Linked DNA regions of Mus musculus: all the other regions are linked to region 1. Evidence: chromatin loops called from intact Hi-C (ENCODE). Cell type or tissue: left cerebral cortex. All regions are shown on one strand. Each heading gives the region's core, and the rest is flanking DNA. Links, peaks and the distances in the headings are about the cores only.

Evidence for each region. Hi-C counts contacts between places; a loop is a spot of excess contacts. Peaks named below come from ENCODE experiments on the same cell type or tissue, not always from the same donor. Only the 100,000 strongest peaks of a DNase experiment are listed, where the experiment ranks them.
Region 2: it touches region 1 in a loop (2.3-fold over the local background); 5 of 42 quality-filtered maps call a loop at or near these places.
Region 3: it touches region 1 in a loop (1.9-fold over the local background); 2 of 42 quality-filtered maps call a loop at or near these places.
Region 4: a loop joins it to region 1, with 2.8 times the contacts of the local background. A loop is called at or near these places in 9 of 42 quality-filtered maps.
Region 5: it touches region 1 in a loop (9-fold over the local background); 10 of 42 quality-filtered maps call a loop at or near these places.
Region 6: it touches region 1 in a loop (2.4-fold over the local background); 11 of 42 quality-filtered maps call a loop at or near these places.

What each region holds. Positions count from the first base shown.
Region 1 is chr2:36,134,244-36,139,521 of GRCm38, reverse strand. It overlaps Rbm18 (RNA binding motif protein 18), which reads left to right and starts at 2,818. Exons shown (of 6, transcript NM_026434.4): 1 at 2,818-3,040; 2 at 5,259-5,278. The coding sequence starts at 5,275. It overlaps Mrrf (mitochondrial ribosome recycling factor), which reads right to left and starts at 3,124. Exons shown (of 7, transcript NM_026422.2): 1 at 2,823-3,124. In left cerebral cortex, for the core only: no CTCF peak of the experiment used is centred there; a DNase peak (open chromatin) is centred at 2,789; H3K4me3 peaks cover 1,964 bases; H3K27ac peaks cover 1,276 bases.
Region 2 is chr2:36,005,689-36,010,966 of GRCm38, reverse strand. No RefSeq gene overlaps it. Among named protein-coding and RNA genes, the nearest start is that of Gm39798, 23 kb to the left of the region's middle. In left cerebral cortex, for the core only: CTCF peaks have their summits at 1,412 (motif pointing left) and 2,701 (motif pointing right); DNase peaks (open chromatin) are centred at 1,403 and 2,704.
Region 3 is chr2:36,273,921-36,279,198 of GRCm38, reverse strand. No RefSeq gene overlaps it. Among named protein-coding and RNA genes, the nearest start is that of Ptgs1, 46 kb to the right of the region's middle. In left cerebral cortex, for the core only: a CTCF peak has its summit at 2,452 (motif pointing right); a DNase peak (open chromatin) is centred at 2,480.
Region 4 is chr2:36,212,021-36,217,298 of GRCm38, reverse strand. It overlaps a transcript of Ptgs1 not described here. Among named protein-coding and RNA genes, the nearest start is that of Ptgs1, 16 kb to the left of the region's middle. In left cerebral cortex, for the core only: a CTCF peak has its summit at 3,059 (motif pointing right); DNase peaks (open chromatin) are centred at 2,696 and 3,074.
Region 5 is chr2:36,046,511-36,051,788 of GRCm38, reverse strand. It overlaps Ndufa8 (NADH:ubiquinone oxidoreductase subunit A8), which reads left to right and starts at 2,451. Exons shown (of 4, transcript NM_026703.3): 1 at 2,451-2,597. The coding sequence starts at 2,547. It overlaps Morn5 (MORN repeat containing 5), which reads right to left and starts at 2,316. Exons shown (of 5, transcript NM_029309.2): 1 at 2,214-2,316. The coding sequence starts at 2,260. In left cerebral cortex, for the core only: no CTCF peak of the experiment used is centred there; a DNase peak (open chromatin) is centred at 2,382; H3K4me3 peaks cover 1,993 bases; H3K27ac peaks cover 757 bases.
Region 6 is chr2:36,200,679-36,205,956 of GRCm38, reverse strand. No RefSeq gene overlaps it. Among named protein-coding and RNA genes, the nearest start is that of Gm46735, 11 kb to the right of the region's middle. In left cerebral cortex, for the core only: a CTCF peak has its summit at 2,690; DNase peaks (open chromatin) are centred at 2,390, 2,677 and 3,624; H3K4me3 peaks cover 1,129 bases; H3K27ac peaks cover 1,269 bases.

The sequences.
Region 1 (5,278 bases), core at 446-4,445:
TATACCCAAATATGGGTATATAATAATGTTTAGTGTTTTTTTTTAATTGACAGGGTCTCAATCTGGCTGCAGTGTGCATGACAGGTTTCCTGGAGTTCCTGTTGTGGGCCATAATACCAATCCACAAAGCAACAGGAAACTAAAATGGGTTAGAAATAAACAACCTTTGACAGAAAATGTAGTACCAAAAAGCAGACCCAATCCAAGTGAACCGGAAGACAACTCTATAAATAACCACATTGCTGGAATGCTTGAGGCATACATTTCACTGCACAGAAGCCAGGAAATTTCACAGTGGAGTTCAATAAAGCAGTCCTTTGGGTCTTTAACCTTAGGAACACGAACAGTCAGGTCAGCATACATGAAGCACTAAAACTAAAGAAGAAACTTAGGAGAGTTCTAGTATGTTCCAATAACTAACCCACTCACAAGAGAATCCGTTTCTCCTCTTACTGCATGTGACCTTGAGGAGGTCAGTCCTTCTCAGCAACAACTTCCACCACATCTTTTTTTTTTCATTTTAAATAATGAATATTTTAATAATGCTTTTTATAGACTCTTTTAACAGTTTCATACATTTATGAACCTATATCCTGGCTTATCTACTGCTCCAGCAACTCCTTCCAACCACTGTGTATTGATATACAACATACATTTTTTTATTTTCTTTTTTCTCTCTCTCTTTTTTTTTTTTTTTTTTTTTTGGTTTGACAAGACAACGTTTCTCTGTGTAGTCTTGGCCATCCTGGAACTCAGTCTATAACCAGGCTGGCTTTGAACTCAGATAATCCGCTTGCCTCTGCCTCCTGAGTGCTGGGATTAAAGGCGTGCGCCACCCGCATCCCTAGTCCCTGCTTGGAATGTTCTCCCTTTATCTCTTTACCATCCATTCTTCTTTATCATCATTCTGTCAGAGCACAGGGTCATTGGCCAGCTCTTCCAACTAAACTGGTCACATTTCCTGAAATGCAGCTTTCATGCCAATACTTCATCACAGCACATAATTTTTAACAATAAAAGTAAATATGTATAATTACTTGATCCTTATCTAAATATCTCCATATGACTGCTGGCACTTCACAACAGCTCTAGTACACGAATCTACCTACTAACCTACTTGTCTATTACTGTACCCTGTACTTAGTATAGTACAAAAATAAAGACATCATACAAATGTGCTAAGTATGATAATGGACTTCCACAAAGATTAAATCCTTGCCAAATGTCAAAATGCTGGCACCAGAGTTGGAATCTACACCTCTGATGGCTGGTCCTGGGTTCTATTTCTCAACACTGCTTCCGTTATCCCCTGGATTTCCAGTTCTCTGCTTGGAACATGGTGTGCTTCTTTACAAACTCAGTACCATGTAAAGAAAGGTATTTGGAATACCTGACTCAATACAACATCCAAATGTCCTTGGCACACGCCAAAGGAGGAATAGTGGACAAAGACTTCACGTAAAGACTAGGACACCTGGATTCCAATGTACCCGCCTCATCAACCCTATCACATGCAACTTTGGAATTCACAACCACTTACATTCAAAGAGCATGGATCACAGCTCTACCCCAGATGAGAACTATAGCAAATAATTTCTCCTAATTTGGTTTTGTATCCTCGGCCATTCACTGAAGGAATCAAATCAAGTTTCCTGGCTTTCCAACTATGGGTTCTCTAAGATTCTGGGAATTTCAATGGAATGTGGTCAAAAGAGAAAGCACTGTGGATCCGATCCACCATCTGTGGTGAAACCACCCCGAGCATGCAGACCTTACAAGAGGAAGAGACGAAGACCCTTATGGAAGGTCTCAGTAAAGGTTGAATCCTCGGACACTATAGAAAATGTTAAGGCCAAGATCCAGGATAAGGAAGGAATTCCTTCTCTCAGCAGAGGCTGATCTTTGCTGGCAAGCAGCTGAAAGATGGCCATACTTTGACTGTAACATTCAAAAGGTGTGCTGAGACTTCATGGTGGTCCTGAGAAAAGGATAAAGGGTTATAGCACTGCCAAGAAGAATAAGAATAAGAAGGTTAAGTTGGCTGTGCTGAAATACTATAAAGTGGATGAAAATGTCCTCCTGATCAACATGGGGCTAGAGTGTTCATGGCTAGTTACCTTGACAGACATTACTGTGGTGAGTGTTGCCTGCCTTACTGCTTCAACAATCCAGAAGACAAGTAGTTGTGTGTGAGTTAATAAAAACACAGGAATGAGAAGGAAAAAAAAAAAAAAAAGCACCAAACTTTGAGATGGCCTAGGCAACTGTCCTGCTTCTAGTGCTTCCTAAGTATGTGATCTTAATCTGTAAAATGTGCCAGAGTCACGGGAATGATGAAGCACCATCGAAATGACAACTGTTTGCCCACTGGTCAGCAGAATGATGATTTTAAAAGCCCCAGGCATTCGACTCAGGCCTGGGTGGAATTCAAACTTCATCACTTGGGAGACGCGCGACCTTGGTAAAGACAGCGCTTGAGTTTTTGTTTCTTCATCACCACCGGGAATAATTACACCTCCGCGTGTAGGGTTGTTTGGAAAAGGCATTATTCCTGTCAGGTGACGTCTTAAGCATCAGGAACTATTTACCAAGTTCCCAGGCAAGGCTCTAAATGTCGGCTGAGTGACAATGGCCCCGCCCCACCCTTGTGAGCATAGAAGTCCCGCCCCCGGCCTTAAGGTCCAGCCGAACTCTGCTGAACCAGTCACGGATAGTATCCTAGCCCTACGAGGTCCCTCCGAGAGCCTAGAAAAGTGTCACCAGAGCTCGAATCCCGCCCACTCCTTGAGAGCCGACCCCCACACACACTCAAGGCCACTCACCAGCTACGGCCGGGACTATAGAGAAACACACGCGGGACAGCGGAGGTGCGGGCGTCATGACGTCACGGGCCAGCGCGGCGGCGCAGGCGTAGTGCGTCACGGGCGGCCAGGCGGCGAGCGGTGTTTCGGCAGAGGTAACCTCAGGTCCTTCGCTCGGACCCCAGCGTCGGAAGCTGCTTTCGGGGCATGAGCTGAGGGCACAGCTCTGAGGCTAGCAGGTGAGTACCCGAAGCTCAGTGCCATCCTGGCCGCGGGGCCTTGGCGAAAACCATCCTCACCCGCAGGCTTCTAGGCCCCGCCCCGGATTGTCCTGTCTCTGGCCGGAAATAACAATCCCATTAGTGACTTCGCTGCCAGGAATCGGGGTGCCGTGGTTGTTGGCCTGACCCCGTGGTTAACGTGTAAGAATAAGCGACCCCAGTCCCCTCCTGACTTTTAGAGTAGATACCGCTCAGCCGGGAGGAGTAGATTGGCATTTGTGAACATGTTACTCAAAGGAGTTGTCGCCTTTGCAACCCCCAAAAGACTTGATAGTCACATACTAACTTATTAGACTTTACTGTTTGTTTCTCAAAATTTCATGAGCTGAGCTGTCACATGTATATTCTTATTTAAAATGACCACGTGATGCAGGAATTTGTCTCCATCTCAGGAAAGAAGAGAATTGAAAATAGTGCCAACTCTGAGCCAGGCAGTGTACAATATGCTGGGCATAGAGAACCATGATCAAGGCCCTATGCCATAGGAGCTTTTATTATTTTAGAAACATAGGCAAAAAGTAAACTACTCATTGTGTTCACACACAGGAGCAGAGATCCTGAGGAAGATACCTAAGGGAGGGACTGTTACTAAAGGCACAGTAGTTGGAAAAGTTGATTTTGAGTCGAGTCTCTCTAGCCCCATGTCCTGTACTCTTCCTATTTATACATGGCCTCTTTGGCATGTTTAAGTATCTTTTTGGTGTTACAGTTGTTTTTAGACGTGAGAACATCAGAAGTTCTAGCATTCAAATCCAGCATTCTCAGTCTGAAGTAGTGCAACCCCCAGTCACACAGCTTTCTCAGTGTTGGGTGAGTTCTCAGCATGGTTCTGAAGGCATTAGGGGTAGAATTTGGCAGAGCTACAGACTTTAATGAGGTACTCTCCTCATAAGGGAACTAAACTGAAGAGTCGTTAAATGATAGTGCCTGTCTCAGTATCTGTCAATTACTTCAATATTTTGCCGTTTTTAAATTTAGTTCTCTTTTTCAAAAATATCCGAGAATGGAGAGTATTTCGTACAAGGCAGAGCTTGAGGCACTTCTAGATACAGAAGATACATGTTTTGGTTTGGGGGTTTGGGTTTTTGTTTTTTTTGTTTTTTTTTCCTAGGAGGGAGGTCTGAAGTCTGGTATAGGCAGCTATCGTCTCTGTCCCTTTACCTTTCCTTTATCATATTGTATATTTATTAAAATTTCATTTTTCATCTATAAACTCTTTTTTTTCTTCTCAGCAACCTTAACTAATTAGGAAAGCAGGATTTATCTTTACAGATCTTTTAGGTTTATTAACTCTGTGTGTATGAGCCTGTCCTGGCTATTTTGTGTCAACTTGACACAGCTGGAGTTCCCACAGAGAAAGGAGCTTCAGGTGAGGAAATGCCTCCATGAGATCCAGCTGTAAGGCATTTTCTCAATTAGTGATCAAGGGGAGAGATCCCCTTGTGGGTGGGACCATCTCTGGGCTGGTAGTCTTGGTTCTATAAGAGAGCAGGCTGAGCAAGCCGGTAAGTAACATCCCTCCATGGCCTCTGCATCAGCTCCTGCTTGAGTTCCAGTCCTGACTTCCTTGGTGATGAAGAGCAGTGTGGAAGAGTAAGCTGAATAAACGCTTTCCTCCCAGTCTTGCTTCTTGGTCATGATGTTTATGCAGGAATAGAAACCCTGACTAAGACATCTCCTAACACTCACTCTTTGCAAAAGTTACACAAAGAAAGCAGATGGTGAACTGTAATAACTAAGGAGAACCATCTCATTATTAACAAAACAGTAAACCTGACCAATAGCTAATATATATTGTTTTACTGTTGCTAAATACAGTGATTTTTGTGATGTATGTGATCTTCACAACTGTCCTGTAAAATAAGAACAGTTGCCTCTGATTTTACATTTGAGGGGATTGAGGCCTATAAAATTTAGATAATTAAGTCACACAGCCTGCTTTCAAAGACTTAAGACTCTCCACATAACAGTACCTCTTATCCTAAAAGGTAACTATGGCTGCCAGAAGGCTATCCCAAGGGAACTGGTCCAGGGCCCCAGTTGGGGAATAACAGACCTTTAAAAGACTGCCCAGAGAGCATGCCTTCCTTGGATATGTATTTGGATTGCATGTGAAGTCTGTGTGTACACACAAGATTGTTTTATTCTCTTGTCTGAATGTTCACATTGCCTTTAGTATTTCTCAGAGATTGATGG
Region 2 (5,278 bases), core at 489-4,488, 130 kb after region 1:
GGATGGCTGTTTCGCTCCCCTCCCCCACGAGGCACATCCCAAGACTTTGAAGGTCCCTCTCTGCCTGGCGCCTCCAGTAAGTAGTCACCCTATCCTTCCAGCGTGCAAGCATCCTTCTCAGCATAGCTAACCCATCCTTCTCTTCTCCAGGCAGGAGACAGTTTGCTCCCAGTAGCGCTGTTTCCAAGCATAGCCTGATATAGCTACTAGCATAGTACACTCATGTCTTTTCTTCAGCTCTGACCTGAGAGGCTCCCAGCGCTGACTGAGTCACCAGGAGTCCTGGTGTAAGGCTCAGGGCAGAGAAAACCAATAAACCCTCTGCCATGTGGGCACATGCTCACTCTTCACTTGCACGGTTGGGGCTTGGTGGGCTGGAATGGGCGTGAGACTGGGGAAAAATGCCTTGAACCCCCAACCTATATGGATCCCACCAACCAGGTCAACCTGGACTCTAGCCAATGACAAGAATGGCTTTCTTAAGATCCACCATTGCTCTGATCCAGTGCCCGAGGCCTGGAAGTAGTAAGACTCGATCAGATGTGTCCAATTTCTCTTTTGAAGATAATCTTTTGCCCACGCTGGCTCAAACTCTGTACGACGTAGCCAAGGATGGCCTTGAATTTTAGTTTCAACAATCAAGAGCTAGAGTTAGAGGTAGGTCCCACCAATGTTCACACCATAGCGGGTGAATACTCTACCAAGGGGGCTGTGCCCCCTTAAAATATAATTTTTGCTTATTCATGTGTATGATGAGTTTTTGTTCATCATGTGTATGCAGCTGCTCCAGGAGGCCAGAGGACACCCAATCCCTTGGAACTGGAATCACCGGCAGGCAACCTTGAGCCACCTGGTGGGTGTCTCAAAGGACTCCGGTCCTTTGAGAGAGCAATGAGCATTTCTAACTGCCGAGCCATTTCTCCAGCTGTCCATCCTATTGACATTGCCATATAACATTGTCATCAACAAAGGCCATGCACAAAATCATAGAACTGAGTCACAGAATAAAATAACCATAGCAACCACCTCCTCCAAACTCCTTCATACTGTTTTAAAGAAGTTTATAATTTTGGGTTGAGCAGAATACATAGCTCTCTTGACCACGTACGGCCTATGGTCCAGAGTTGGAACACATTTGAAAATGACGGTTTTACAGGTTCTGAGCTCCATCCTGCTCAGACGTCCCCGAGATGACCAACATTCCCTTTCCTGGTGGTTGGGTGTGAAGGCACTGATGTGAGCAATGGATACCACAAACATCCTAACCCACCAGGAGACACACAAAGTAACTTCCACCCCCCACCCCCCCACACGCATCCCTGATTCTCCTCGAAAGACCTCAGTACCAAGACACAAAGACAGGCCTTCCCAAAGGCCGTGAGTGGGGCAGCACTGCCCTCTGGTGGTTTTTCTGGACTTCTGCTATATTCAGACTGGCTTCCCAGAACTACAAAGGAGCCTGTTGGTACCCAGGCAACATCTATTCCTTTCATTTCAATTCTCTGCTGCCTTCCCCCTCAACCCCCCAGGACTAGAACTTGTCTTTAGCAACACCCATTCAGGAGGAGGGCTCCCATCCTAGAGAAGTTATGTGGGTTCAATATCTGGTTCCTAGCTTATCGAGGGGCGATTGGATCACAAGAGTGCTAATTGCGTAAGTGAACTAGTATAAATGTAACTTTATAGTTAAGTGGTCTGTTATAAGCTAGGGCATGGTTGGAAGAGCGGGCCACTGGGGGTGCACTTTTGAAAGGCACATCTTGTCCCTGACCCATTCTGCCTCTCTGCTTCTTGGCCACCATGATGTGAGCTGCCTTCTTTCTCCATACCCTTCCATCATGATGCTTCAGCTCTGTCTCGGCCTACAGCAGCCGAGGCAGCTGACCATAGACCAAATCCATGTGCCGCAACAAATCCTTTGTCCACGGAGTGGTTTGTCGCTTTCAGATCCTTTGTCACAGTGATAAAAAGTGACTGATATAGATCTGGAAGGCAAGTGACATCAGGCCTGGAAAAGTCTGACAGGTGCCTGGAGACTGTGAGAAGTCCCTCAGGTGGAGCTCTGAGAGTCTCTGAGCACTGAAGATGTTGGTGTTCACCCCACACCATGCATCGAAGGGTACTTCATCGTAAAACTGAGCACATGTGCTACAAAAATCCGCCAACTCATAGACGCTGACATCTTTGATGCTCCCGGTCTGAAAGTTCGATGTGACACCTGGCTGCTTGGTGATCCATCTTCCAATGTAAGCAAGAACAGTAGGCCATTGGCTAAGGAAACACCTGCAGGCAAGGACAAAGAGACCTGGAAGACCAGAGACAGCTGAGCAGGACCCTCCAGGGAGGTAGGGGACAATCTAGGAGGCCAAGGACAGAGAGAGTTTCAAGAGAGCCATGTCAATAATAAGAGAACAAGAGAAAAGGACCTGCGGTGGCTGGGTGTGACTTTTTGAGCCCTGAAATTGGTACTTAGCAATTACTCAGCAAGTCTAAGCTGATCCATCTTTCAGGTTTGCCAGTCTAGGGGGGGGAATGGCCTTGGGTGAGGACATTTGGCTGACTTTTGTCTTTCAGGACATTTCAGAGTAGGAAAAGGGAAAAAGGACCCTAGGGCAGAAGTGAGGAGAGTTTTCCAGGGAAGAGATAGAGGCCAACACTGGATGCAGCTCAAACAGGCTGCAGTTTACCCTATGACCACTAGAGGGAAGCAAAAAGCAGGTCCAGCCTTGACCCAGGCTTCTTCATCTAAGGACTGGGTGGGCCTGTTTCTTTTCTGAGAGGTGAAACAGCCGAACACCAAGATATTTCAAACACTTTACTCTGCAGTTCTTACCCCCACACTGCAATCAAAGGCACAGTTAGTATGGACAAGAACAGAGCCTGTGGGCAAGCTGAGGGAGAGGGAGACCAGACAGTCCCACAAGATCTGGCTAAACCTGTGGGGGATCATCGCCTTTAAAGATGCCTCAGGCTTCCCTACTGAGTGCTGGGGAAGTGCCCTCCACTCCCAGCATTCCCTGTGATGGATGAGTCCATGCTGCTGCTGTCTCTGGGCCCCAAGACACATCCGAACAACCAAGAGTTTACTTCCCCAGCAACCCCATGTGTCTGAGGTACCCTGCCCTATCCTTGGGTACCTCCTAGAGTTGCCTGTGCATTCTCTGATGCCTGCTGAGGACAGCGGCAATACCATGGGTCAGGATGAGTAGTCCTGACCATGGCCGTGTGATCAGACCTTCAGAGAAGCTGTTGTCTGGGCGCCTCACTAGAGATGAAGGAAAGGATGGGCTCTTCTTCCTGTGTCTGCCAAAGCAAGCCTTAGTTGATCAGAAATGGCAGGGTTGTCTAGAGCCAGAGTGTCTGCAGGGAGAGATGATTCCTGCCCGGAGGACAGAATTTTCCCCAGAGAGACAAAGCACAGAGAAGCCCAGGTAGAAGGTCAGGACAGCAGTGAGTGGACAGTTGGCTAGTACCAGATTTCCTGTGGTGTTACCCTGAACCAGTAGATAGCCCTCTCCAGCCTTTGCAGGGAAACACATCCAGGATTCTGGATAGCATTTCACAGACTCTGGAGAGCTTTAGGATTGGTATGCAGAAGGCCAACCTTGGGCCACCCAAGTGGCCATGAGGCCCAATCCTTCTCTTACAACACACTATGGTTCCAGATTTGGGGGTGATCTAACTCAGTCGGGTCTTGATACCACCATTTTGGTTTGGGAATTAGAAGGGCTAGCCTTAGGACTGTAATCACAAGAGTGTAGTCACTTCTTCCCAAGTGCCACCAGGCAAGTACACTCCTGTCCCTGAGCAGACATTTTCCACCCATGGCCAGGCCTTCAGAGTCACCAGTTTCCACTCACCCTTCTGGGACCCAGGCCGAGTTGGACCTCATGTCTCCCTGACAGTTGCTCTAAGCTTGTGCCTGTGGGAGCTGCTGAAGGGAGCTGGTGGGAACCGACTCCTGTGAGTCCCTGACGCAGTACTCAGCCAAGCTTTGTGAAGCACTCAGAAGGCCTAGCCTGCTGAGGTGTGATGGGTGCCCGTCCCCCATCCAACAGCTCACCTGCTCACTCGTGTTCTCACAGAAGCCTCTGCCTCCTGCATCTACTGCTCTGGGGTCTAAACCGAAGACTCTGCAGCCCAATTGAGCTGCTTCACTGATAGGCGAGAGGCTGAGCAGCCCTGGGCCATGGCTGAGGAGCTGGTGGCAAGTTTTCTAAAGGAAAACCCTTAACTGGGGCTGGCTGACAGTTTCAGAGATTTAGTTCATTATCACCATGAAGCAGCATGCAGTCCAACATGGTGCTGGAGGAGCTAAGAGCTCTAGATCTTGATCTGAGCAAGACCACACCCAGTCCAACAATTCCACACCCCCTAACAGGGCCACTCCCTATGGCCAAGCATTTAAACACATGGGTCTATGGGGGGTCATACCTATTCAAAGCACCACAGGTGCCCAGAGCTGAGGCTAGCCAGGGAATCCCATACCACAGATAAGAGTAGTGCAGCTCAAGGCTGAGTCCACTCTATGCAGCTCTGTCCTCTTAAGAGGAGAAGGGGCAGCTAGCATAGAAATCGCAGGGCAGAGTTATGACCACACCTCCTGCAGGATATGGACAGACCCAGGTGAGGAGCATCAGGTGTAAGCTCTCTGTGAACCATTAGGGCCAACTGTTACCCATAGGGTAGCTTTCCAGCCCTGCCCAGCCCTGCAGAGTCCTTGAGCAGTCAGAGCGGTCTCTGGCCTTGGCCTTTGAAGGTAGAGGGCTCCATTTGGACCCTAATCACAGAGTCAACCGAGTAGGAAGGAGCCTGGGTCACAAGCCAGGCATCTGCCCTGAATCACTTGGGCCACGCTGGCTGTGCTGAAGAGGGCGCCCACACTGCCTGGCCAGACAACCCATTCCTCCTCTGATCATCTTCACACCTCTCACCAGACCGGCACTGGGCATCCCTGTAAAACTGAAAATATGGAGGTGTAATTCACCTACTATGTAACTCTCACATTGGAGTGCACATTTTAGTGGGTTTTTAGTAATCTACAAAGCTGAACAACCATTATAACCACCTAATTCCAGAATGTTCTATCACTGTGAAGAAAAACCCCCTCCCGTATCCACAAGGAGCCCTGACCACTTAGCACCTCAGTCCTCTAGGAATCTATGCTCTGCCCTACCTTTGCCAATGGTGGGCATTTTGATCAATGCAACCACACTGTGCATGGATTTCCATGTCTGGCTTCTTTCAAATAGTATGGTGTTTGTGGTATCTGCGTTCC
Region 3 (5,278 bases), core at 624-4,623, 140 kb before region 1:
TTGGGCCACAAATCACCACAACTGAGGAGTCCTCATTCATCTAAGTTTTCACTGTCTGTGGTTTTGGTACAGAGACTGTTTTAGATAAAAAAACAGTTCATACACTTGAGATGATGTAACATGATAAGTAATGTGATGAGATCTGCTGTCCTACTCCATCCTGTCCAAAGCATGACTCATCACTCTGTCCAGCAGAGCCACGCTTGTATACATTTCCCACCCACTAGTCACTCAGTAATGCCCTTGGTTATCAGATACAGACATACTGTCGTGATATCACAGTGCTTGTACTCAGATAACCCTTGTCTTTCGTAACAATGGCCCCAACATGCATGAGTCATTTTTGTGATATGTCAAAGAGAAGTTGTAAAGTGTTCTTAACTTTGGGGTTCTGAACTTTGGTACAGATATTATGTGGGGGGAAAAACATAGAATGAATAGATAGATAGAGATGATAGATAGATAGATAGATAGATAGATAGATAGATAGATAGATAGATAGATAGATAGCATTTTAGTTTGAGTCCCAGTGGTTTTCTTATTTTATTTTATTTTGTTTTGTTCATTGACCTTGGGTTTGTGCCATAAGCCCTCAATCACTGAGCTAAATCCCCAAACTTGTTTAAGTAGCATTTGATTCAGTTTCAGTCATCCACTAGGGATCTCAGAATGTAGTTCATACGGATAAGAGTGGAGACTACTTAAGATTAATGCTATAAGCCAAGGTTTGAGATACAACTGGGTACCAAGGTATAAGGCACAGGGATAACTAGGTTCACTGGGGTTTGCTCCTTCAACTGAGACAAATGGGGAACAACACAAATCAATATTCATGCAATGTCTGATGCCCAAGAAGGAAATATTGGCAAGACATTATTGTCACATACCAATAATTATTTTTCCCCTGAAACTTCCAAAACAGTTGGGATACTTGGACTGGATTGCATTGGTAATTGAGTAGCAATATCTTGGGAGCATAGTTCAGTTTTGGATCATGAAGTACACTCGAATTAGACTGGCACTATAAGTGTTCTTGGCAGCAACACTCATGACAGCATATACCATGCTGGTAGTCTGTTGTGCTAAATGGAACTTGGGAGGTTGGGAATTTGATTTTTTTAATCAAAATATTTATATTTTGATGTTTTTGAGTGTTACTGTGACATGCAAAGTTACAAGAAGAGAAAAATGCCCAATGAAATATGATAACAAGAGTGCACAAAATAGAACCTTTCTATTACCTGAACTATAAAGTATATTCGCTTTTTAAATAGTAAAGGGGATATCACTTTGGTTATCCATTTAATGTAAAATAATTTCTGATTCAAGTGCCAAATCAACAATAGAAGACTGATTAATGTTTCTAGATTCTATCTAAGTAAAAAAAAAAAAAATGGACTGCCTGGATCTACTTCCTATATGAACTAAGAAGAATAATGAAGCCACTCATTCATTAGAGACTGAATCATATTTCTGTGGTGAGTACTAATTACTTTTCTCATCCAACCTCAACTTCTTTCACTGCATTAATTAATACTGTCACCGAGCAAGAAAATCTTCTTAAATATCCACTTTATGCAACACATTCCATCTCTTAGGGATAGAGAATCACACGCAGAATCTGTTCAATGACAATGGTAAAACATACTATTTTCAACATGCCAGATGCTGTATTGAATAATTTATGTTCATCAGTACATTTACCTTCCATACCACCCCACTAAACTGTACAAGAGAAATGACAGAATCAACAAGAAGTAAAATAATATGTTTAAGATCCATATGGTGAATAAGGAACTAGGATTCAAACTCGGATCCTAGAGTTTGTGCTCTTAAACCCTTTTGCTAGGTTACCTTCCAAAATATAAACTAAAGCATACTTCTGAATTCCTTATTACTCAGATTTCCTAACAATGCTAGGCATGAGTATAGCTTGGAAATGTGGATTGTCTTCGTTAGCATTCTCTCTGTGCCTGAACTTCCTATGTGAATTTCAAAGGGAAAGTAGTCTAAGTTGATTGTTATTTTCAAAATGTCCTAACCAAGCCATGAAGCAATTGACTATAAAGCAGATGGAGTACAAAACAGACCCTTTCATTCTAACAATGCCTAGCTTGGAAGAAATGGTTTAGTATAAGATCACTCTTATTTAATGATACTATTTAGAGCTCATGTTTATTGCTGACTCTCTGCTACCTAGAAGCCTCATCCATCTGCAACTCTAGCTCTGTATATTATTGAATGTGAATTCACATGAACACAGTTACTGTCCCAGAGCCCTTCTCCTATCTTCTGATGTTATTAACTTTTCTCTTCTTTCCCAGAGCCCTTCTCCTATCTTCTGATGTTATTAACTTTTCTCTTCTTTGGGCGTTCACGCCATATATTACATCAAGTAAAAAACTTTCCTGAAGAATTGCTGTTGTACTCAAGCTAGCCACTAGAGGGTGGCCTTTTCCAAGAAACTGGCTGAACTTGGCACTTGGCCCAGAAATACAATGAAAGGGTATTTGGATGGATTACAAGCTTTGCTAGACTGACTCAGCATCTTGTTTGTCAATAACTCAGGATAAGAAAACGTATGCCCCTTACCAAAGAGCAATCATCAAAATAGATAGCTTTAGCATCTGTTACTTAAACAGCAGTAGCCTGAAGTGTTGTAGGCTCAGGCAAGAGGAGGCCCTTATGAGACTACTTCAGCATAGGCAGGATGACGGATAAACATGGATTTCTTGCTACTCCCTCATAAGGTCTTCGAAGGGAATTCTGGCTCTCTACAGTGCTCTGGGTTTGAATTCATTAAGGATCATCATTGGATTAGCCCCATGGAGTTAGCATATAACATGAGTTAGCATATAATATACTTATCCCTTAGAGCATGAAGGACAGCCATGACCCTAGATTATGTGGAGCCTAGAATTTTGTTAAGCAACTGCTAGTTATGGAAAATGCATGGGTAATAAGAAAACAGCATTTTTGTTGGTAAGGTTAGGAAATTGCCATGAATTTAATCACTAATATGTTCCCTCTACAATGGGCTATGATGGAAAACAGAATTTGTAGGCTGTTTCCATCTATTTTCTGTTCTTATAATGGAACAGCACAGACTGGATGATTACTAAAAGGACAAAATGTGTGTCTCACAGTTGTACAAGCTATGAAGACAAGACAAAATGAAGACATCCGTGCTTAGTGAAGACTTTGTGTGCTGGCATGGAAAAAAAGACACCACACACTCAGCTCTAATCTTCTCTTAATCCCATAATAAGGGCCCCACCCTCATTACTTCATCTCCTTCTAATGAAAATGCCCTACCTCCAAATACCACCAACCTACTGAGTGTTAAATTTCCACTATATGAAATTTTAGGGAATATATTCGACTCATGACATAAGCTGAGTCAGAATGTTAGTGAAGGCAGAGATTTGTGATGTTCGCCTGAGTAAGAAGTTATCTTGAGACAAACTGTAATCTCTAGCTGATGTAATTTTCACAAGTATGTGTTAGTTAAAATTAAAAAAAAAAAAAACTAAACTTAACTTGAAGGTATTTGCAACTCAATGCTGCTGTCAAGAATTCCTTCTTTAAATGGGAGTGACCACAGAGGAAAAAAAGAGAGTGGAGAAATGCAACTGGGGAAAAAAAAAGCAAAAAAGAAACATATAAAGAATGCAGTCATGTTTCCACAGAATCCATGGACGGGTTCCCAACTTGCCATTAGATGAAACACTCTTAGGTTCTCTTTGTTGTTGCTTTGTTTACTTTTTTGATATTATAATTTGATTTGTCTATTTTGTGAAGCAAATACTATAGAAATGACCTAGTTGAGAATTAATTTGGAGACATGGTGGCTTGTGTGTGTGATTCCCTCATGTAGAAGGCTAAGGAAGAATTGTCATGAGTTTGAAATCAGTCTGTGTATATAGTGAGTTTCAGGATAGTTTGAGCTACAGTGTAAGACTGTCTGGAAGAGAAAAAGTAAGTCCAAAATGTGGTTGGTGGTTTGAGTGTGAAGTATCCTTCACAAGTTCATGTTTTGGAACACATAGTACATGCAACAAGTACAATTTTGGACATTTTTGGAGTGTGGTGGTTTGAATAAGAATAATCTCCACAGGCTCATATATTTGAATGCTGAGTCGCCAGGGAATGGCACTAATTGTTAAAGGACAGGAAATGAGTGTGAGGGAGATGCTGAAGTGTAGTTCCCCACAACTGATGGCTTCTGGTTAAGGTATGGGAAGAGAAGGGCTCAGTTCTATTTTCAGGGCAGGCTACTGAGAGTTTTACCATGCTCCAGTGATGTATAGACAGCACAAAGAGGACTTGGTTGGTTGGTTGGTTGGTTGGCTGGTTGGTTGGTTAGTTGGTTTTTCTTTTCCTACTAATTTTTGTTTTCTACTTCTTTGATGGGGTGAAGGATATGGAGAGACTGGGAGGGGACTGTGATCATGGTACATGATGTGAAACTCCCAGAAAATTGATGGAAGTGTTATATAGAAAAAGAAGAAAAAGAGTTACACTGGGGGTGACCTTTGAGGTTCCAAAAGCCCAAGCCACCAGACCCAGTCTCTCTGTTTCTGTCTCTGTCTGTCTCTGTGTCTCTCTCTGTCTGTCTCTGTGTCTCTCTCTGCCTGTCTCTATCTGTCTCTGTCTCTCTGTGTGTCTCTCTCTTTCTCTCTCTCTCTCTCTCTCTGTCTCTCTCTGTGTGTGTCTCTCTGTGTCTCTCTGTCTCTCTCTGTCTCTCTCTCTCTGTCTCTCTCTCTGTCTCTCTGTCTCTCTGTCTCTCACTCTGTCTCTCTCTGTCTCTCTCTCTCTCTCTCTCTGCCTGTAGATCAGGGTGTAGTCCCCAGCTATTTTTCCAGGTCATGCTACCATGCCTGCCTCTGTGCTCCCCACCATAATGATGACACTCTGAAACTCTGAAACCGTAAGCCGGTCCAAATTACATACTTTCTTCGTAAGAATTGCCATGGTCACGATGTCTCTTCACAGTGGTGGAACACTAAAACATGGAGCTTTTAGAAGTTGGGATCTTATTGGAAGAAGCACCACTGAGAGGCAGTTTTGATAGCCTAGCCCCACTAATCCCTTCACAGAGGTAAAGCCATTGGGATCCAAACACCTTTCAAAGGTCACACGCACCAGAATATTTCCACTTTTTCTTTTACTTCTTATATCTCAGCTAGTATTTATTTATTATTGCCTCCTTTATTTGGTTCTGGGGATCAAACCCAGGACTTCACATGTTAAATACATGGTATACATCCTCCAGCCC
Region 4 (5,278 bases), core at 701-4,700, 78 kb before region 1:
ACAAGAGCAGAGCTGGGGAAGGACCCTGCGTGCTCTGTGTCACCACAACAGCATTCTGGAGGTGGCTTCTTGGCCCAGCCTGGGCCTTCCTTGGAACTCTAGGATATCTGAAAATAGAAAAGGAGAAGAGAAAGCTGTGGTCTGTGTTGTGGGCAGAGGAGAAGCTGGGTGGGGGTAGGGGTGAGCCTGTGGACAGAGGGCCCTGGGACACATCAAACCTGACCTCCAGCCCCCTCCCCCACCTGCTCTGCACCCCTTGAGTCTCTCTGCAGTCACCCACCTACACCTCTATTCAACAGAGCAGTAGACTGAGCCCCATCCCCACCCCCACAGGAAAGGTTGACCAAGAACACATTACAGAGCTGAGCCCAGAGCTTCTGGCCCCCAGAACTCTCCCAGTAGGCTCTCAGGATAGAGTCTGTTTGAGGCCTTGATTTCTGCTTACCTGCCCTGAGGGTCAAGTTCAGGTGGCCCACTCCAAAACCCTGGAGTGCCTTTCCTCTCAGAACCAGAGTTCAGCCTGTGCCTGGAAACCCTGAACCCTGGCTCCCTCCCAGGGGCTTCCTCCCTCCTCCCTCTTCCTTCTTCCCTCCTCCCTCCTCCTTCCCTCCTCCCTCTGCTCTTTGGATGACCTCTACCCAGGCAATCTTCCTTCCTCTTTTTCAGGCCCTCTCTCCCCACCCAAGCCTGGGCTCAACAGAGATGGGGACAGACATGAAGGGAGATGCCAGCTCTAGGTCCCAGCCTCCCAAACAGCAGTGTGTGGACCTCAAACAGCAGTTGACAGAAGGATAGGGCTACCCTGTGTGCAGCCTCCTCCCTTTCCCCTACCTAGTGGCAGATGGGGGCTACATGTGTGCTGGTTCCTCCTCCTCCCATGACAGATGGGGGGCTACCCTGTGTGCAGGCTCCTACCCCCTCCTTAGTGGGGTTATCATGTATGCCATCATCCCCTCCCCAGGACATGGCCTCCTCCTAGGAAGGCCCTGGGGCCTGTGAAAATGGAATCTAATTTTCTAATCTTCAGAACCTGTGGTACATTGCTTCCTGTCTTCCTGTGCCTCACGGCCCTTTAGAGACAGGCGAGCTGCCGCCAAGCCCCTTTCAAGAGGCCATTCAGGAGCCAGAGTCCTGCCTGGCTCTTCCCATGTGCCCGTGGGAGATTCGCCTGTGAGCTTCTCTACCATGGAGGTAATTAGGCACACAAGATCTAAATGAGAAACAAGATAGCACACAGGCTTGGCCCTGAACCTAGAGCGCAGCTACTAGCTGAGTCTGCGTGCTTAAGGAGGTAACAGGCTCTTGATTAGACCTGTGCCTTCTGCATTCAGATCCTTTTCCAGATCTGGTTTTTAAGTTCCATTCTGTAGTGAGGAATTAAAAATTAACTTAATAACTGGCTGCCTAATGTTTACTCTGTCTGAGCACCAGGATAGGAAAGAACAGGATTGACAACGGCTTGCCCCTCTCAGACAACTGACAAGGCTGTGGAGATGATAGGAGGGGCAGAAACATACAGAAAAGGCGCCTAGCTTACCCCTAATGCTCTTCCCGGAGAAAGCAGCATGTGCAAAGGCCCTGGGGTTGCAGAGAGGGGCCTCTGGGAAGTAGATGGGAACTGTGTAATAATGGCTAAGACTCTACCAATGCATATAAGCTGCACGACATTCTACATTCTAGGTACAGCTGTGTAGTATGGGCTTGACTTCACCCTAAGGCTTCTGGGAAGCTCTCTGGACCTTGTAGATACTATGTCTCCTCAGAACAGAAGGATGTGACTCAGGGTGGGCTAACCACACTTCTATTGTCTTAGAGTGGGGGACTGGCCATGGGAGAAACCAAGTGCATAGCTTAAGTCATGGGGCTTTGCGTCAGGCAACATCCCTCAGTCTGGAGACAGAGAACGAATGTGGGGACACCAGCTGGCCCCTCAGTGACGCCATGCAAATCATCTCTGAACTTGGAAGCGCAGGTGAACTTGATCTCCCAGCCACACTCCATGCAGACTACCACATCCTTGCTCAGCACATCCAGACATGACCCTCATTCAGCATAACTTATTAGATGGAATTTCTTCCCACCCTAAAGAGAACCCCCTGAAGGAGACACAGTTGCCTTTGTTTTGTAGAGTAGGGCACTGAGTCAAGCAACCTGACTGAGGTCACAGAGCACCTAATAACAAAAGTGGGCTCTGAATGTGGGAGTCAGGAACTGGAACGTGGGCCTGGACCACTATGAGGTACTGCCCAGCCAGGGCTGCCTGCAGGGAGCAGGGGAAGATGGGCCTGGAGCTGAGCTGGTCTTACAAGATGGATGGCAGGAGATGCATTCCATAGCTGCCTAACAGGTCTGGGGTCCCCAGAAAATAACCACACAATCACAAGTATTTCAGCAGGGCAGTAAGTTTGATTTGTGCAGAGGGTGCATCCAGTGTGGGTCCTGCTGGTGCAAATGGGGTCCACCTCACATCCTTACATAATGGCTCTCTTAAAGTGTCACAGCCGACAATCGGGATGTGATTTTTGAGCACCTAGTACACATATTTTTCATTTCAAGAAGTGCTGACCTTGGGGCTAGAAACATGGCTTCCAGAACCTTCACAGAGAGACCCAACCACCCGAAACTCTAGTCCTAAGGGATCTGACGCCCTCTTCTGGCCTTCCTGGGCATCAGGAGCACGGACAAGCTTTAGGCAAAACACTCACACACATAACAAACACAAACCCAAATTAAGAAAAGAAGTGCTGACATGGAAGGAATTTGACTTTCTGCCAAGTAGCTTCTCTCCATTTGTTTTTAAATGAAATGTGTCTTGTTTAACCCTTGGATAGAAAAGATACTGAGTTTCTCTTTTACATTTTCCACACAGTCTGGATTTGAAATGCAGAGAAAGGAAGAACAGATTATGAACTTCAGGCTTCTGCACACACAGCCAGGGTTCTGAATACCCATGCCTAGGAAAAACAAAACGCAAGCCACGTGACAGAGTCGATACCTCAGTAAAAGTCCTTAGTGCAACATTGCAGGGGAAACTCCCCTACACAGGACAGTATTCCGAAGTGACCACCAGGTGGCAGCATAGGCCACCTTTTTCGTGTCTGCTCAGGCAAGGCAGGCTGGAAAAGGAGGTTTCCTGCTAGCCAGGCTGGAGAAACCACTGGTACAACTGGAATAGGACCTCTGCCAGGGCCTCTAGGAAACAAATTCCTGCATGCACAGAGTCCAAAGGGCCCGGTGGAAAAGGCACGAGAAGTGGACTCCCACACGGCTTAGCCAGAGCAGGTGTCCTATGCGGTGAGGCTTGTTAGGAAATTTACATTTTCACCTCTAAGAACTGTAACCTGGAAACAGATTTTGAGACATTTTGTTGTCTGAGTCACCCCCAACTCTACCCATGGTGTAAAACTGAGACCAGTTTTACACTGGCATGGCCTGCTATTGCTGGAGTGGAATTGGGGAACCTGCTTGAGCAGCCTGAAACCGTTCTCTTACCTGCCTTCATCCTTATCACTCCCTTGCCTTGGCCACTCACCCAGCCACCACCAGGCCATCTGTGCACATCCTTAGCATTTCCAGGGGAACTCTCTCCTGCCCCTCTCCCACCCCCTTGAGTGAAACCCCCCTAACATCAGCCCTTGGAGGCGTCCCAGGAAAGGCTTCCCGATCCCCTCCCCCACACTGTCCTGTTATTTGCATCTCAGCCGTGCAGCAGGTACCAAGCACTTGGAACAAGCAGAACCTGAGTGTCCAGAGCAGGGGACTATGCTCGACTGCCCGAGGGTGGCTTGCCCGGGCTCCCCCAAGTGGAAGCCCCGCAAAGAGACCAGGGCAAATGGAAATGTGCGGCTTCTGAGATCACTGTTAATGCAGAGGTGGTAACAGACAGCCTGTTAGCTCATCACAGGTCACATACAGGAAACCTCCCTGGCTGTCTGTACATTCACTGAGCACTTACTATCTGTGGGCACTGTTCCAGGCCTTGTGATCAGCATGAGGAAGACAGAGGGGTGGGGCTGAATTCCAGACAATGTGCACCCAGGGACAACGCTTCATCAGCTCGCCCTGCCATACCCCTGTGACCGTGCCAGGCTGCTTACAGAGGCAATGATTAGCACTACGGCCAGCACACACTGGAGTCCGTTCACTTTGGTGACAGGAGGAAATGACATGCTGCTGCCAGTCCCTCAGAAAAGGCACCGCAGAGGCACAAAAAGACAGAAGGGGCCAGCAAGATGAATCAGCGGGCAAAGGTGCTTGCCACCAAGCCTGACAATCCGAGTCCAATCCCCAGACTCCATAGAGCAGCAGAAGGCTACTCCTGCAAATTGTCCTCTACACACACACACACACACACACACACACACGTGGAGGAAAAAAATCACACACACACACACGTGGAGGAAAAAAATATTTTGGAAAAAAATCAAGAAAGTGGGTTTTCAAACTATGTTCTTCAAAACTAGGGATCTGCAGGACTGTCCAGGGCCACCACCAGGGGACAGGGGACTCAAGCATCAGCCCCTTCCTTGCCACCTTCCACCTTTGCTAGTCACAAATCCATCCTGGGCTTCTCAGGTTGGCTCTTGTTTGAAGAAGAATCCTGCTGGCTCAGGAAAGGCAAGAGGTTTGGCCAGAGTCACACAGTCGGTCGGTCGAATGGAAAGCCAAGGCAGACAACAATCAGAACCTGAGGTCAGAGATCAGCCTGGAGCTCCCAAGTCAGGGCCAGAGACAGTAGAACACAGGTAGAACAGGAAGCCGCAGAAACAGGAGCCTGAAACCAAAGGAGGATGAAGTTGTCATGATGTGGGATCTGGAGGTCAGAGGCAAAGGTTCAAGGTCACATCCCACTGTCAGAGGTCAATGAGAGCCATTCCCGTATCAGGGCTGCATCCAGTTGGTATTCACTGAGCATATATGTGTGGGCATAGAAACTATAATCCATGGTCATGAGCAAAGCAAAGCCTTTGCTCTCCCTCAGCTACCTGGAGTGCAAGGTAAACAGAAGAAATAACTGCTAGCCATCTAAGCAGAAGGAAGGACTGCCTGTAGGTGGGCTGGTTCCTATGGGGTGGTCAAGGAGGGCCTCCCTGAGGAGGTGACATTTGAGCTCCAGTCTGTCTGAACCTGGGCCAGCTGCTCAGCTCCTACCCTGAAAGCCAGCAGATCCACTCTGGAAGGAGAGGATGCCAGAGGGGCAGGAAGTCTGGCCCCCTGTAACCATATCCCCAGGAAGGAGGAAGCCTGGACTTCGCTTTCAGCAGCCCTATTCATCAAG
Region 5 (5,278 bases), core at 670-4,669, 88 kb after region 1:
GCAAATCATGGATTTTAAAATGTGGCTAAAAACAGATTTTGAAGCATAGTTGACATGCACATACACATACTTAAAGTGTACAGTTCATACATTTTGACAAAAAATCCTGGAAACCACCCTCATGGTCAATATGATTAATATATCCACCACCACAGTTTATGCTTACTCTCTTTAATCTTTTTTGTTTGTTCCCCCCATTCCTCATCCCTAGGCAAAAACTGACCAATTTTCATGAATTGATTTCCCATAATTTAATATAAAAAGTATCATATATACTCCTTTTTTTGCTGGACATTTCTGATTCCTTTCATTTAATATAATTCCTTTAAGATCTACTCATGTTACTGTTATGTGAACCAACATTTTCCTTGATGTATACTATTCCAGTGAATGGATATACCACACTTGTTTGTCCTCTCACATGTTGGTGAATGTCTTGCTTGATTCTAGTTTTCAGTCATTACAGTTTCCATTATATAAAGCTAGAAGGAGTACTCACAAGCACACCTCTGTGTGTGCATAGATTTTCATTTATCATGTTAATAACTAGAAATGAAATGGCTATCTTACTTTTAAGAAACTGCCAAGCTTTTCCAAAGTACTTGTCCAATTTTATATTCCCATCAGCAATGGGGAGTCTATATAACCAAAGATTAGGTTTTAATTTATTCTACATATGAAGGACAGCCAATGGACAGTGGTGGCACACACCTTTAATCCCAGCACTTGGGAGGAAGAGGCAGGTAGATAACTGAGTTCAAGGCTAACTTGGTCTATAGAGCGAATTCCAGGATAGCCAGGGCTCTTACACAAATCAAAACAAACCTAAAATCAAGATGTGTGTGGGTTTTTCAATCTCTGTGCCCAAGCCCAATCCTTCACCTCCACCTGTCAAAACTTTCGCTGTAGGAACTTTTGCCTCATGAAAAGAAATGATATGGTTTAGACACAAAGCTGGGTAGAAATTCTCGACTCCCTCACTTAGCTGGGTTGTTTTGTTAAGTTCCACCATTTATTTGCAAGATCAGCCTGAACTGTCTCACTGTCATGAAAGGCATTGCACACCCAAGCATCTTTGCCACTTTCCAAAGGGTTAGACAAGGGTCTTGAGTCCTTTAAGGCTCCCTTTTACCCTTTAACCTTGAAGCTGAGATAATACCATCTCCCTTGCAAAGCTGACTGAAGATGTGGACAGCATCCCATTATATATATTACTGCCACTCTCTCTAAGAATCTGTCCCTGTGCTTGGCTAGACCACTACTCCTGCTTCCTCAAAACACCCTGCAGTTCCTCTAGCCTGTGCATACAGATCCTCCTTCATCTCTGCATCTCTACAGCCCCATGAAGTGCTTTATAGCCCAAACAACTATCGCTTATCTGTCCATTACCCACCCCCCCAGCATCGGCCTCTCCAGCTCTAAAAAATTTTCTGCTTTCTTCATCCAGAGCTGCTGGCAAGGCAAAGTGACCATCTCACATGTGGTCTGCCTCTCTTGACCACAGGGCTGACCTTGATTACTTGTCATAACTGTGTTACGCTTAACCGTCCCACTGTGTTTGCAGGGATTCTGACCAGGGTCAAATTCAAAATCTGGACACAGAGAAAAATCAGTATTTGCCGAATAGCACTTTCTTTTCTTTTTCTTTAATATTTATTAATTTATTATATCTAAGTACACTGTAGTTGTCTTCAGATATCCCAGAAGAGGGTATCAGATCTCATTACAGATGGTTGTGAGCCACCATGTGGTTGCTGGGATTTGAACTCAGGACCTGTGGGAGAGCAGTCAGTGCTCTTAACTGCTGAGCCATCTCTCCAGCTCTGAATACCATTTTCTAGTTTTCTTTGCCTGCATAATTTTTTAAATATTTATTTTTTAATGTGTATGTTTTGCTCTCATGTATATAATGTGTACCATGTGCATGCCTGGTGCCTACAGAAGCCAGAAGAGGAACTTTGGTTACAGATGGTCATGGGTGCAGGGGATACGCGCACGCGCTCGTACACACACACACACACACACACACACGAATGAATGAATGAAAGAATGAATGAGTGAATCCTACCTATGCGACTTATTAGGTATCTGTGCTTGAGCACTATAGTTGAACAAGTTTTTGAAAGCATTTGGCTGAGGGTCCTTGGCGGAGGCTTAAAAACAGTTGTCTTTCACTAGCCTGAAAGTGGAGACATGGACGAATGGGGGCTTACCTCCCGTTTATGTATTCCCCGAAATACTGGCTCCCGGTGTACTGCATGTTAACAGCTAGTGTCTAACAGACACCAACTTCAGCTGTCTTGGCGTCACTATGACAACCAGGAGATGTGGGCGGAGACCAGATGAAGCCCCGCCCCTCGGGACCGCTAGACTTCCTGGAATGGCTTACGCTTCGCCTCCTCCAGCGGCCCTAGAGCAGTGCGCTTGCGCGTCGCTGGAGACGCATGCGCAGATGGTACCGGGCAGTCTTGGCCAGCCAAAGGGGACTTGAAGGAGACGGGCGACACGGCCGAGGGCACCTGGTCAGGGTCGCGGCTACCGCCGTCATGCCGGGGATAGTGGAGCTGCCAACTCTGGAAGAGCTGAAAGTGGAGGAGGTGAGGCTCTTCCTGAGGGCAGGCGGGAAGCCTGGGATTGCAGCTTTCAGGCGGGCCCAGGCACGGTTCCGGCCTCTGCGACCTGCATGGTCACATCTCGCCTTGGCTCCAGCCATTCCTGTGCGCACTGCGACCGGCCTCTCTTCTTGTGAATCGGGTGATACTTTCCATTAGCATCACCTAGCCCCTTGCTCTCCCTCCCGGTGAGGCGAGCCTGCCTCCTCTTGGTGCTCACCTTCCCCTTCCAAGTCTGTCAAAATCTCGGTGCAGAGCAGGCCTGGGTGCCGCGGCAGCACACAGTACGTGTTGGACAGTGAGTCTGGCATGGGCCAGGGTGTTTTGGTAATGGGACACAAGTAAAGCATTTACTTCTTCGAGAGACATTTAAGTATTTGTTATGTGCACGTGCAATGGGAAGTAAGAGACAGTGCCCAGCTCTTATAGTTTATAGTTTTATAAAGAGACAGATAAAGAGGCTGTACAGCACAGTGCATGGCTCTGTGAAACGTGAAGTAAAAGTGGTGTGCTATTGTAACTATCACAAACATGATCACTCCATTTCTAAAGGCCGGGCTGCTAATTGGAACACAAAGTAAGGTAGGGTATAACTGGTTTCCCTTGTAGACCAGAAATAGGCCCCAAGAGTAGAAGCGATTTGCCCAAGGTCACATAGACAGTGTATGGAAGACTTGTAACAGGAACCCAGATCTTTTCTGAAACCCAGCCTGTTAAATCTTTCAGCCAAAGTGCAACAGAGTGAGGAAGGACTTGTAGAACCGTGTTGTCGAGGAAGCTGAGAGCTGTCTGATGTCAGCCTACTGTTAGATTAGCGGTGCTAAGCCTCTAGAGAAGTCACTGACGAGGCGGGAACAGTTTGGACTTTATACTGTGAGACAGAGGGAAAAGATGGCTGTGTTGTCATGGCAGGCACTGTGTTGAATGTTCTCCTATACGACTTCACGTAGGCTCTCACAAACCTGTGAGGATGGCAACTTGGTATTTTCCTCAGATGAAGAAATTGTTAGCATATTTATATGAAATTGACTTAGAGGCGAGAGAAAGGATTTTCCTATCAGCCAGTCTTTTATTCTTATCCCACCGTGTAACTGGTCAAACATGAGTTGACATATTTTGTTAGATGTTTAATTTGGCTTAGCAAACATTTCATGCAAAAGCATCCTAATAAATTTCTCTTTAAAGTTTGCACAATTGGTATATATAATTATGTAAATAACCAGAGTAGTAAAAGTTAAAACACATGATTAGTACTAACACATGAAAGGCGGGCAAGCAGATTTGATGTTGGAGCTGATGTCTAGCCCTTTCTTTGGCTTGGTCATTTTGAGTAGCTTTCAGCACTTGTGGACAAGGGGTTTTGCTCAAAGTGAGATGACTCTGGCTGTACAGTTCTCTATGAGAATATAAGATGGGTAGACTAGCCACATTAGGCTTAATGTAAAACATGGCATTTGAAGGCTGGTACAAAGATGAAGTTGTGGGGGAGTCAGGGGCCTGAAAGGGGATCCCGAATGTAGTGAATTGAGTTGCATCGAGAGAGCAGCACAGGCCCCTGTATGAAGTCTGGTGAGAAGGGTGGAGGACAGTTTGGGCTCAGAAAGCCTTGAACAGCAGATAGGAAGCTCAGGTTTTACTCTGTACCTAAGCATGACTCTTTCTGGGGGCTGGCTTCTGAGTTGTCGTACCAGCAGCGTGAAATAAGAATTGTCCCAGCAGCGTGAAATAAGAATTGTCGTTTCAGAGGTCACTTCAGCAGCTTGACAGAGACTAGACTGACAGCAGGTAAAGCAGGAAGACTAGCTCAGTGGCCATTACAGAATAACCCTGGCAACTTGTAGCTGTGCTTCACAGAGGCAAAAGATAAGAACCTCCATCTGGAGCGAGTCCTACTTGCAGTGGACTCCTAACACAGGCAAAAAAGGCTGAAGAATCGGGGTCAGGTTTGCAACATGACAGACCCAGTGAGGCCAAGAGCAGCAGCCGCTTTGGGGAGCAGGTAAAATCTACCTTGGACTTCATTGACCAAGGAGTCACGTCACATCCCCAGGGAAAAACCATCCAGAAGCTTTGGGTTAAAAATTCCTCGGGTGTGTTGATAATTTAGAGTAAAAACTAATCAACAGCCAGTACTGATGCGCCTTTTATGTGTCAGACACATTCTGTTCCATAGATGAGTTCATTGGACCCTCAGGAGGTCCTAGGACATATGTACATCATGCCCCATTTTACATAAATAAGGACGCAGGCCTGCCACAAGCTAAGTTCTATGACAAGTGGTACGGAAGTGACTTTTGGGAGCAAGGGCAGTACTGGCTTTGTCTGGCTCAGTCACACACTTGCTGTCTATGGAAGGCGGCACTGCAGAGCAGCTGTGGACGAGCTAATGAGGAAGGATGCTGAAGTTCTGTGTTCTGGAGACAGAGGATGCTGGGTAAATTTGAGAGGGGACTGCTGGGCTTCCTCAGTTATGAGGAAGCAGGCAAGAGGACACGGTTACACCTCAAGTTCTCTGCTCCCTCGGTGATAGTGATGTTACGCCAAAGTCCCGGGGAGAGCCACAATTCTGATGGATGGCTGTCGTGTCCCAAGTGAATCTGTCTATTTGCTGTTTAGGAATTGGCTCAGTGATTGTGTCTCATCTCTGTTTCCCTGTGACAACATGA
Region 6 (5,278 bases), core at 901-4,900, 66 kb before region 1:
AGTCATACACTCACACACATGCACACACAGTCACACACACTCACACACACAGTCACACACACACTCACACACACAGTCATACACTCACACACACACTCACACACACAGTCATATACTCACACACATGCACACACAGTCACACACACACTCACACACACAGTCATATAACTCACACACACTCACACACACTCACACACACAGTCACACTCACACACACAATCCCATCTTCTCCACAGTGTCGAGATCCTGAAGCTTTGTGAGCTTCAGGTATCCGATGTTGAAACTGACTCAAAGAAAAAAAGCTGTTTGGATAGTTTCTCTCATTACCTGATATACATACGTGTTCATGCTTTGTGGAAGATACGAGTGAACTTACCCATGAAAGGTGGCCAGGCCCCAGAGAGTATAAGCAAGGGCTCTCTTTGGTTCACTGACGGGCTGGCTGATTGTAGCACAGACTGACTTTGAACTCATTGTGTAGCCAAGAACGACCTTGGACCTCTGATCTTCCTCCTGCACCTCCCAGGTGCTGGGAATCACAGCCATGGGCCACTGTGCCCAGCTTCATTAGTACTTGGAGTTGAACCCAGGGCCTCATATATACTACACAAGCACTATACCGACTGAGCCACAGCCCAGTCTTCTGCTAGACTTTACAAGCAAAAAGGCTCAAACCTACCCAAGTCAGAAAACAGCCCACCTTGCTCCTCTCTCCAGGACTCAGAGTGGGGCAGCCCTGGGATCTCAGATCACCCTGTTTCATTCAGAGGTTAACTCTGGCAACAGCAACAGACAACATTGAGAGCAGAGAAACAGGCATATCTTGGCCAAAGGACCAAGCTAGATAGAGCTAGGATAAACAAACAAACAAACAAACAAACAGAGGAAGAAATGTGCAGCCAGAACAGAGAAGACCCTCCAGACCACAGCAGAAGATTCTGGCTTCAATGCTGTGTGACTTTTTTTGCTAGCCCTTCCCATCTCTGGATCTCCGTGGCTCTACTGGTTTAAATACAGATTCCTGAGTGTCCACATACCCAGTCTAGGGACTTAGGGAAGGGACGGAACGGGCCTGAGCCAGGCTGTGCAGCACAGATAATGACCCAATCATGCTTCATGGATGGCAGTCACTGTGTCTACTTCAGGGCCCCATTGTGTCCAGGGTGAAGATAACATCAGGTGCATCCCTGCCAGGCTCCCCACGATGTGTGCATTTGCACATCTATCTCTAGGTCCCAGATACTCTGCATTCACAGTAGGAGATTTTCTAAAGACCTTGCCAGAAGGAAGTGAGGTGGGACACATCCAGGCCTGCATTCTGGGATACCAGAAGCTTGCTGTCTCTGTGGCAGGTTAAACTGTACAGCTAGGTCCCCTTTCATCTCCACCCCCTGTGGCCTCCATCATGGTGCTGATTTCACCCAGATCTAGGATTCATCATGGCCACTAGGAACACCTGGAGGCAAACTCTGATGAGAAACTCAAGTCAGTCTTAGAGACTCTGTTTAGCTCTAGGGAAGGTGATTTCAGCTCCCATGTCCGGCTTGCTACCTGCTGACCTCAGGGCTATCACAGGCAGGAGAGCAAGGAGAGATGGGCTGAGAGACTCAGAGCCCAGGTGCAGACAGACAGGTGCTTCTGGGGCAGGGTGCAGAATGCCTCCATTCATCAAGGGATCCTGTGAATCAGAAATGAGCTCTGCATTGAAAGAGCTGGCCAGTCCGAGGGAAACAGAGTTGCCAAACATCTGTAAGAGTCTGTAGGAGTCTCGAGAGGCTCAACTCCTTAAGAGTCTTCCTTCATCACAAAAGAGCTGGAGAAATCGAGAAAGAGACGGGGAGAACAACTATGAGACAGGTTTCAACTCTGCCAAGTGCCTTAGGCTGGCTTTCACCGTTTGCTGATTGCTCTCAGAACCACAGCATAAGCTCCCACAAGGAATAATGATGCTATAATGATAATAACAACAGCACCGTGGGCTCTCATCTGGTCAGAGCCACCACGTAGCAGGAATGCTCAGGGAGACCCACCAGCTAGTTGCTAAAACAGTAAAACACATGTTGTTAAAAAGAACCTCCACCGAGTCACTTCTAGCATCCTGCCGTGAGCCCAGGTGCCCAGGTCAGGGGCTCCACTGTCCATTTTGAGCCCAGATAGTCTGCATGCCTATGCTTCGGATCACCTGGAGAACAGACTGGGAGTCCTGGGCCAGCGTAAGGCTAGACACAAGCCCCCTCCACCGCACACCACCCCTGGCTCCTCGAAGCCCCTCTCCCAAAGCCTGAGCAATCAAGGCTGCCGCCTCCCCCGGCTGGAGCTAGTGCCCGCCTCCTCTCAGCCCCTCCCCTCCGCTGCAAACCCAGCTCATTTGCATGTGGATCGCGCCTGCCACCACGGGTGCTGGGGTCAATTGAAACTCAAGAAAAGAGAAGAAATTTATGCAAAACTGTTGATTGCATTTGTATGTAATGAAATCATCCAATATTCATCTGACTATAGAATCTAATCTGAGAAGAGAACTGAAGGACATGAGTGTCACTGCAAAAGCGTAATGAGCCACTGTAGTGATTAAAAAAGCTCTTGAGCCTTCTGAAAAATCCAGGCAGAAATAGCGTCTAATCAACTCTGAATATAGGAGGCGAGATTGGGCTGGCGCGCTGCGCACGGCCCGCCCGGGCGCCGGGGGTGCTCGGTAAACCCTGGCGGTCGCGGTCTGTGGGTGCCAAGCGCCTGGCCACAATCAGCTGAGGCCTCGGTGCACAAAGCAACCCGCCTCTCACCACGCAGAAAGAACCCAGTCACAGCTGCTACGAAGAGCAGCTTGAGGTTTCCGCGCCGCCTCACGCACCCACCCACCGCACAGAAGGCCCCCTCCTGAGTCTTTGCTCCAACGGGAAGGGTTTGAGAATCCGGGTTCGCCACACCTGGATGCTCCTTGGGTCCAACCAACCACAAGCAGGGGAGAGTCGTGTCTCAGAAGCCAGGACTCATCCCTCTGAGATGTCACCTGGGAGAGATGTTCTCTGACATCCCTCTCCACTCTAGCGTCGGCTTTGTCTTCCTGTACTTGGCGTTATCTTATGATTTTACCTGGGGGATGTCAGTCTCTTCTTTCAGGCTGAGAGATCAGCAGCCGTATGGTGACTGGTTCACCTCTGGAACCTGTGGAGGCAGCCTCAGAGGATACTCAACAAGCATGGACCAAGACGCAGACGCGTTTGATGAATGATAAACCCACCCTATGCAGCTGACAAATACTGTTAAATCCATTTGTTCATTCAGCAGGTCCTTGCCAAATGGACAATGTGTGAGGCTTCCTTCGTGGCACTGAGCAGGCTGTGGGGGATTAAGAAGGTTCCTGCCATCTCAGCACTCAAGGTCTGGGCAGAAGGAAAACTAAAGGCTACACACAATCAGATCGGTCGTTGTGGTGAGGCGGAAGGTCCAGGGGCATAGGACAGCTGTCAGTGGACACTGATAGAACGGATCGGGATCTGAGTCTGGAGATGAGGCGCTGGGTTTCTCAGGTTCCGATGCCCCTTTACAATGAACTGTACGGGGACATGGATGGTTACAGGAAAGGCGATGGTTTATTAGAGCCGAGAGGCTGCTGGAACCAGGCTGCTGAAACCTTTCCTCCGTTGTGATCTGGCTCCACGGAGGCAAGAAAGAAGTGAGGCAGGACCTCAGTTATGAGTCATTTACAAAGTACCCGCCCCTCCCAAGTGCAGGCGACTAGGGCTTTACAGAGCTGCTCCCTTGGCTAACAATGCTCTCTTAAACTAAGGGCTCCCAACCTCTCCATGTCGCCTTTTGCGTGCTAATCTCTGGGATTTCTCTTTCTGTCTCACTAACTCAGCTAGGGAAGGCTACTAAAAACTAGGGAAGGCTACCATGCGGCAGTGGTCACTTCAGTCTGGAGCATTCTGGGTAGAAGGAGCAGACTTTGCAAAGTCCCTGAAGGGATGAGGAGCTAGGCTGAGCACGAGGACCCAGCTGGAGTGCCCTCATGAGCACCTGTCCTGGTCAAATTCCTGGTAAGACCTTAGGGTAGGAATTCATATTTCTGGGAGCAGTAGAGAGTCTCTGCATGGTTTGCATTTTGAAGAGTTGGTCAAATAGGGAAAGAACCAGTCAAGGGGCTCCTAGGCTCTGGAGGAACAAAGATGGCCCCAAGAGGCTGGCCATCCTCCAGCCATGGGGAGTCACTGAAAGCTGTGAGGAGGGCCACCACACTGCAAAGGCTGTCCTAAGAGGTTTGAACCGATGGTAAAGGATGGAGCAGAGGAAAAGAGAGCAGGTCAGAGGCAGGAGCCCCTGCAGCTGCTCACAGTTCAGCATTGCATCTCTATGGGGAAGCTAATTTATGGCCATTCTAATTTATGGCCAAGATGAGTTGCCTAATATTAAGGTGGTTCTAAGTCAGAATCAATTGGTTCTGAGAATCCAAGAGACACTGTGATGAAACTACCTTATAAACAAAACAAAACAAGCAGGGAACTGGTGACATCAAAGGATCTTTGTGAGTGACTTGCAGACTCTAAGCCTTAAATTCACTAAAAACAGGGAGTGGATGAGCCCTGGGGTCCTTTCCCTGTTCCCTAAAGCCTGTGACTTTGATCCCTATGAAGAGCTAATGACACCTCTGGACCCAGGGTCTTACAAATCCCAGTGAGGTATCCGCCAAGTTGTGGATGAGACTCCTCCAGGGAGTGGAGACAGGAAGCAGTCATGAAATGTAGGCTCAAGTCCCAACTCAGACACTTCACTCTTGATGGGCAGTTCATCCACATGTGCATACATGTGTGTGTGTGTGTGTGCTTGCATACACACACACACACTCACACTCACAAAACACACCTTCACCTCACTAACACCTTCTCTACACCAGGTGGAGTGTCCTGGAAGTGGTGAGAGTCTCAACTTGCCAGTTCCTAGACCCACCCTCACACAACATTCCAGTCCCAGATCCCAGGACTTACTGCCAACTATGACTTTGTATGAGGCAGCCGCCTCTCTGCCTCACCCACTCTGTAAATAGTGGATGCCGGGGAATAGTGGAACCAGGGAGAGGTAGGGCTGGTTTCTCCTTTTCCATCCTCCACAGTTACCCCATTTTATCAGAAACTCAGTTTCTCTGGGACTGGTAGAATTTGGGGTTCAAGACTGTAGGTCTTAAACATGTTAAGCGTATGTGTGTACACGTGTGAGTGTATGCACACCATAGCACATGTGTAGAGGTCAGGGGACAACTTTCAAGAGTCAGTTCTTTCCTTCT